Linked DNA regions of Homo sapiens: region 2 is linked to region 1. Evidence: chromatin loops called from intact Hi-C (ENCODE). Cell type or tissue: chondrocyte. All regions are shown on one strand. Each heading gives the region's core, and the rest is flanking DNA. Links, peaks and the distances in the headings are about the cores only. Region 1 holds the start of LUZP2 (leucine zipper protein 2). Region 2 overlaps LINC02699 (long intergenic non-protein coding RNA 2699).

What was found. Hi-C counts contacts between places; a loop is a spot of excess contacts. Peaks named below come from ENCODE experiments on the same cell type or tissue, not always from the same donor. Only the 100,000 strongest peaks of a DNase experiment are listed, where the experiment ranks them.
Region 2: it touches region 1 in a loop (3-fold over the local background); 4 of 110 quality-filtered maps call a loop at or near these places.

What each region holds. Positions count from the first base shown.
Region 1 is chr11:24,495,612-24,498,533 of GRCh38, forward strand. It overlaps LUZP2 (leucine zipper protein 2), which reads left to right and starts at 1,442. Exons shown (of 12, transcript NM_001009909.4): 1 at 1,442-1,694. The coding sequence starts at 1,633. In chondrocyte, for the core only: CTCF peaks have their summits at 1,593 and 1,799; a DNase peak (open chromatin) is centred at 1,500.
Region 2 is chr11:25,733,586-25,736,507 of GRCh38, forward strand. The region is part of intron 2 of LINC02699 (long intergenic non-protein coding RNA 2699); the gene reads left to right. Among named protein-coding and RNA genes, the nearest start is that of LINC02699, 280 kb to the left of the region's middle. In chondrocyte, for the core only: CTCF peaks have their summits at 354 (motif pointing left), 1,207 (motif pointing left) and 1,407; no DNase peak of the experiment used is centred there.

The DNA.
Region 1 (2,922 bases), core at 198-2,697:
TGTAAAGAGCTTGCCCCCGAAATAATTGGAACATGAACTGAAACCTCTAGATAGGAATTCCTGGACACAGCTGTCCATTATCTTTCGGGACTTTGGTGCACCTCACCCTTTACTGAACACAACTTTGTGTCAAACACTGGGCTAGGAGTGCTAGTTGTGATGTTTGAGGCAACAGTGGAATTTTTCTTAGGACTTAGTAGAACCAGTTCTTTTTTTTAATATGCATAGTCAGATTTTGATGATATTCAGTCTGCTCATATCTATAATAGTGATATTAACGTCTATTTCACTAGGATGGCTCTTGTGAAGATTAAATTAAATACTGTATGAAGAAGTGCCTTATACACAGTTATATAACCAGGATAATATCCAGATGGAATTCTCATTCTCTCTCTCTCTCTCTCTCTCACTCTCACTCACACACACACACACACACACACACACACACACACACATGCAATATCATCTTATAAATATCCTAGAATTGAATATCTCAGTAGCAGAGATAGTAGTTCTGTTTCTCAGAATTGCTTTTGCAAAATGGTGTTTTGGATTATAATTGTGCTATTTAATTTTTCTAATTAAAATTTCTAAATAGAGCCTATTAAATATTGGATGCTTATGATAGAACATTTGAAAATATAGAAAACCAAATGACCTACAAAACCTCTACCTTCCAGTACCATCATTCCGAGCTGATTACTGTTAACATTTTAATGGTTTTTGTCCGCTAGGTCTCCTTGATGAGTTTCACCTGAGGAAAAGGACTCCTTCAGGTGTGTGAACTTGAGCCACCAGGTCCAACCCCATTGGCAGGTGCTGGTACAGACGACTGAAATCAGAGGAAGATCAGAAATCTTCAAAACCCAGAGCAGCAGATGTCTTAACGGTCCCGAAACGTTCTTTGGTTCTTTGCAGTCAACATTCACGGGTTAAGAAGATTGCAATGCCATGACGGGCTGAGGTTGCATTTCTGGACGCTGCTTACTCCCGCTTCCTTCCATCTGTTTCAGGCAAATCATTATGCAGTTCTAATTAGAACAATCTTCTAAACACTCTCTCCAGAGCGACGTTCTTCCAAACACGGTTTAAGCGGCGAGAGACACCTGCCTAGGACCCTACGCGTCTGGAAGTCTCTCCCAGTGAATTGGGTCTCATCTCCTGCCGAGTACGCAAGTTCAATTATCGGCAGATTAGGTTTCTACTCTCCGTGCCCCGCCCCGCGCCATCCTGGGGAGCAGCGGGAATAAATGATCCGCCCCTGGCCAGTGCTCACCCGACTGACCAGAGCGCAGCCCGGTGACCGAAGCGCACGGGGCGATCGCGAGGCGCCCCCTCCCTCTCCCCGCGCCGCCTCCAGCGCGAGTGACGGCGCGCCCTCCGGGCTCCGGAGCGGCGGCGCCGAACAATCCCCGGCAGGGCTCGCCTCGCCGGTGACATCACTCCTGAAGATACTCCTCGCTCCCAGCGCCTGCCTTCCCCAGGCGTCCGTTCGTGTGCCCGTCTCCGCCTTTCCGCCTCGGAAGAGCGCTCATCACTGGCTGGGGACAGAGCCGGGCACCAAGGAGCGACAGGATCCCGAAGAGAGAGAGAGAAGGCAGCGAGGGAAGGAGGACCCCGGCAGGCAGCAGCATGAAATTCAGCCCAGCGCACTACCTGCTGCCTCTCCTGCCTGCGCTGGTCCTCAGCACCAGGTGAGTCCAGGAGCGTGAGTGACCTGAGGCCAGGGGCGCTGCCGGGGCGAGGTTGGTCCTACTGTGGGTCACCAGTGGGGGCCAAGGCACTTCAGCTGTTTGCATCTCCCGCCTAAGCAAGAGGGACGCTGTATGGTTTGGGCTCTGAAATCCTTCTGAGAGAGCAGAGCCCTTTCCTAGTTATCCCAGCCCCCTGGAGAAAGTCTTAGGATTGCTCTCAGTGAGGGATCAAAAGCTTTCTCTTCCGAAGGAGAGAAAAGACATTTTACCCTCCGGTCCTATTAGTAGCCAAAAGGTAACACGCGGTAAAAGAACAAAATAAAGAACGGAAATAGGCAAGGAGGGAATTGCCACCAGGCAGTGTCTTTACATTGGAGTTGTCTTAATAACCATAGAGCTTCTCCCTTCCCCCAAGTGTGCCTGATTTAAGGAAGAGGAAACCAGAGAAAACAGATTAATCCTGGAAGATGCTAAGACTTGTACAAAAGTTCCTGGACTCCTGAAATGGCATGTTTCAACGTCTTGGATAAGCTTAGTGATAGGCGTTTTCTTTTGACTGTCTTGTGAACAGGTCTAATTAAAGAGCACAGAAGGCGATTAAAAGTTAGAAGACACTCTCAGAGTGCTGATGCAGAGACCCTAGTCAGAAACAATTAAGTACTGTACTCCATCACTGGCCATGGATGGGACTTTAAGCCCCATTACAGAGGAGCTATTTTTGGTGGAGATTTAAAATGCAGAGATTGAGAAGAGTTTTGTGACTCCCCACTGTTGATCAAGTCCCAAAGTTGTGATGGGTTTGCTTTTTTCTTCCACAAGCGCAGCACAAAGGTGGACTGTTTAGTTGCCCAGGACTGTCTTTATTCTGCATGCCCTTAGCATCATATTGGCAGCAACCTCTTTCCCTTGGCTACTATAAAATAAAATAACCCACACAGGATGAAGATCCTTTCAAGTCTACGTGAATAGAAACATTATTTGATTGTGCATCTGATGGCAAATAAAGTAGGGATATAGGGTTGTTTCTAATTCTGAAATGGAAAAGGATGAAGAAAACTTACTCTGTCTTACAAATCAAGGCTGTAAAATTCTTGATTCCGTTCCTAATCTACACACCTTCTTTCAGGCCTGTGTAACCAAACTTTCCTTTTAGTGTAGAGACTATTTCATTTACCCTCAATAATTGATAAATTTAGTCTTTCCTTGCAAACAAAGCCCAGGTGACTTT
Region 2 (2,922 bases), core at 218-2,717, 1.2 Mb after region 1:
CACATGTTTACTATGTAACGATCCTATATATCCTGCACATGTATCCCGGAGCTTAAAATAAAATTAAAATAAAATAAAATAAAGGGGGAAAAAAGAGTAGAAGGAAGGAATATCATTAAATTTGAGGATAATAGAACTTGTCATACATAGTGACTGACTGGGTTTAGGATTATGATGGGAGATAGGGGAGTTGAAATAACTTTCAGGGGCATAATTGTGTGGTTCATCTAACATTATAAAATTCTTCAATAAAATTCTTGAACTTTAGTGGGAAGGAATATTTTCCTGAGGAGCTAGTTAAAAATTATTTTATGAACTCCACTCACCTCCAGAAATTCTAAAGGATTCTGGCTCAGGTTGAGAAATATTGCCCTCTGGAGTTTAAAGTGGTATTTATAGGCAATTTTCAAATCCAATGTTACAAATATTTCCTGAATGTGAATTGTGATTTCAGCATTGCATACGTAATTCTGGCTCTGATTACTGCCAGCATTTTTTTTCAAATACATACGTAGATTTTTTTAATCTTGCCAAGAAAATGGGTAAATAATGAAGCTCTTAGATAATTACAAAATACAAAACACATTGAAATGTCAAAGAGAGTGTCTATAAATAATGAAATTCACTACTGTCCCTAGCTCAAATGATAATGGTTTTTTCTAAACACATTTTCCTGGCCTATAGTTACTGGGCACAATAAAAGGTGTGAAAACATTTTGGCATCCTTAACACCATTTATAAACTATTTCTTTCTAAGAAAATAATACAAATTGTCTGAATATCTAAGTATTTATTCGACTTTCTGTTGTGTTTTTGTGTACTTTCCAAAATATGTAAGTCAGCCAGGTAGAAACAAACCTCTACCTAGATTAAAACGAAAATTTTAGTTGGTCAGTATCTGCTGTTTCTGAATGCCACATCATCCAGTTGTTACTCTTTAATTATTATATAAGAATATAACACTAACATTATTTAAAGATTTTATTTTTAGGTATAGCAGTATAGTGTAGTCTAGTATTAGAGATGTGCAAATCATGTTTAAAGTTAACAGAAAATTACACATGTAAGAAAAATAACTAATCCATAGTTTTGTTTGTTTGTCTGTTTGTTTTTTTCCTGAAACACTCTGTGAGTGCTGATGGAACTCTGGTGTCAAATATCTTCTAGAATACAAAGAACATTCCATCATCATGATGCACTGTTATGGCGCCCTCTATAGGCAACCCAGCTCTTCTAATTTAAAAGTTGCTGCATTTGTGATGATTTTCATCTTGACTGGGGATGGTAAGTTCAGAAAAAAAAAAAAAAAAAAAGATAAATGTTAAAAGACAGAAGCCTCTCTCAGATACAATTTAAATAGACTGGAAGTCTCATGAAGCTCTGAACTATACAGGTCATTGCCATTAAAGAGGTAGTATAGAGTTTCTAAGTGACTCAGAAAATTCCCTTTGCTCAACTACTAGGCAAGGGAACTGACCCTAGAGAGGACTGTTAGGGGCTGAATGGTATCCTACAAAATTCATATATTGGAGTCCTAAATCCAGTTCCTCAAAATGTCACTGTATTTGGAGATAAGACCTTTAAAGAGCTAATCATATCAACGTGAGGTTACTGGAGTGGGTGCTAATCCAATTATGACTGGCATTCTTATAAGAAGACTAGATGAGGACACAGACTTTCATAGATGAAAGACTGTGCTTTGACACAGAGAGAAGGTAGCCATCTGCAACTAACACATTGACATAACCTCTAGGCTTCATAGTTGTCATTTAAACAGGTAGAGTATGTTTCCAAGGAAGCATTGACTTTGTAGTTCCCTTTTGAATTGCTGGAAATTTGATGTGATTTATCTAATTAAGATTATATGTCAGTGCCCTTAAAGCCTTTTTTTGGCCAATTCTGTCTAGGCAGTGAGTCAAGGATGCTTATTGCTTGACATGCTAAAACAGAAAGGTCATCCTTCCATTTTTTTATTGTAATTAGTACACTTACAATGTCTTTCATGTCCAGGGAATAATCCTGTATATTTTGAAAACCAAATCAGTTCTGGAATTTAAGAGCTATTATTGCACTGTACTTTCATCAAAAAGCAAGTATCCAAGAAAATCAACTTCATTTTTTTTTTGTACTGGAGAATATATCCTCGAGATATGACCAGAGTCTTTGAATCCCAAATTGAAAGGCTTGATGTGACAAAGGAATTTTTTTTCAATATGAGCTATGAATTCATTTGGATTGAAATTTTACAAATAGATAAATACAAAATCAATTTTGGTTTATCAAATGAATTACCATTACTGAAAAGAAAAAAATCCTAGAAAATTGGAATTATGGGGAAATCTCAAGACATACATTGGCTGAAACTTTAGAGAGAAGTTTAATAGCTTAGATTTACAGAGAGAATTTTAAATAAGAAAAGAAAAATTGCTTCAGAAGAATACAGAAATCTCTCCTTCTACCTTATGACTGACTCAGGTTTCCCAGGCATGTCAGCTCCAGGCAAGGATGCAGGTTTTGATGAATGAAAAAGCCCAGTTGAGATGACATAAGAAAATTTATAAATGATTTCCCACACACAAAAAAGTCTGTAATAGATTCTCAAATTGGGAATAAGAAGCCATAGGGAGTTTTTTAGAAGGATTAAGAGAAAGCCACCTTTTAGATAGCTCTGCCCAGTCCTTGGTGAATCATATTGATTATTATACACAGAATCCAGAGGACAGAGAAATCTCCCAGCAAAGGTAGTCTAGGTAAAAGACCTTGAATCCATTCCTCATGAAAAAGAGAAAGAAAAAAGGATCTGGCATTTTGCAATACCCACTCAGCAGCCATTTACCTGATACCTGGTTATTTTAAAATAACTTTGAGTTTGTGTGGTTTTACTAATAGTCTTCAACAGTATCCTAAAATGGAAACATAGCA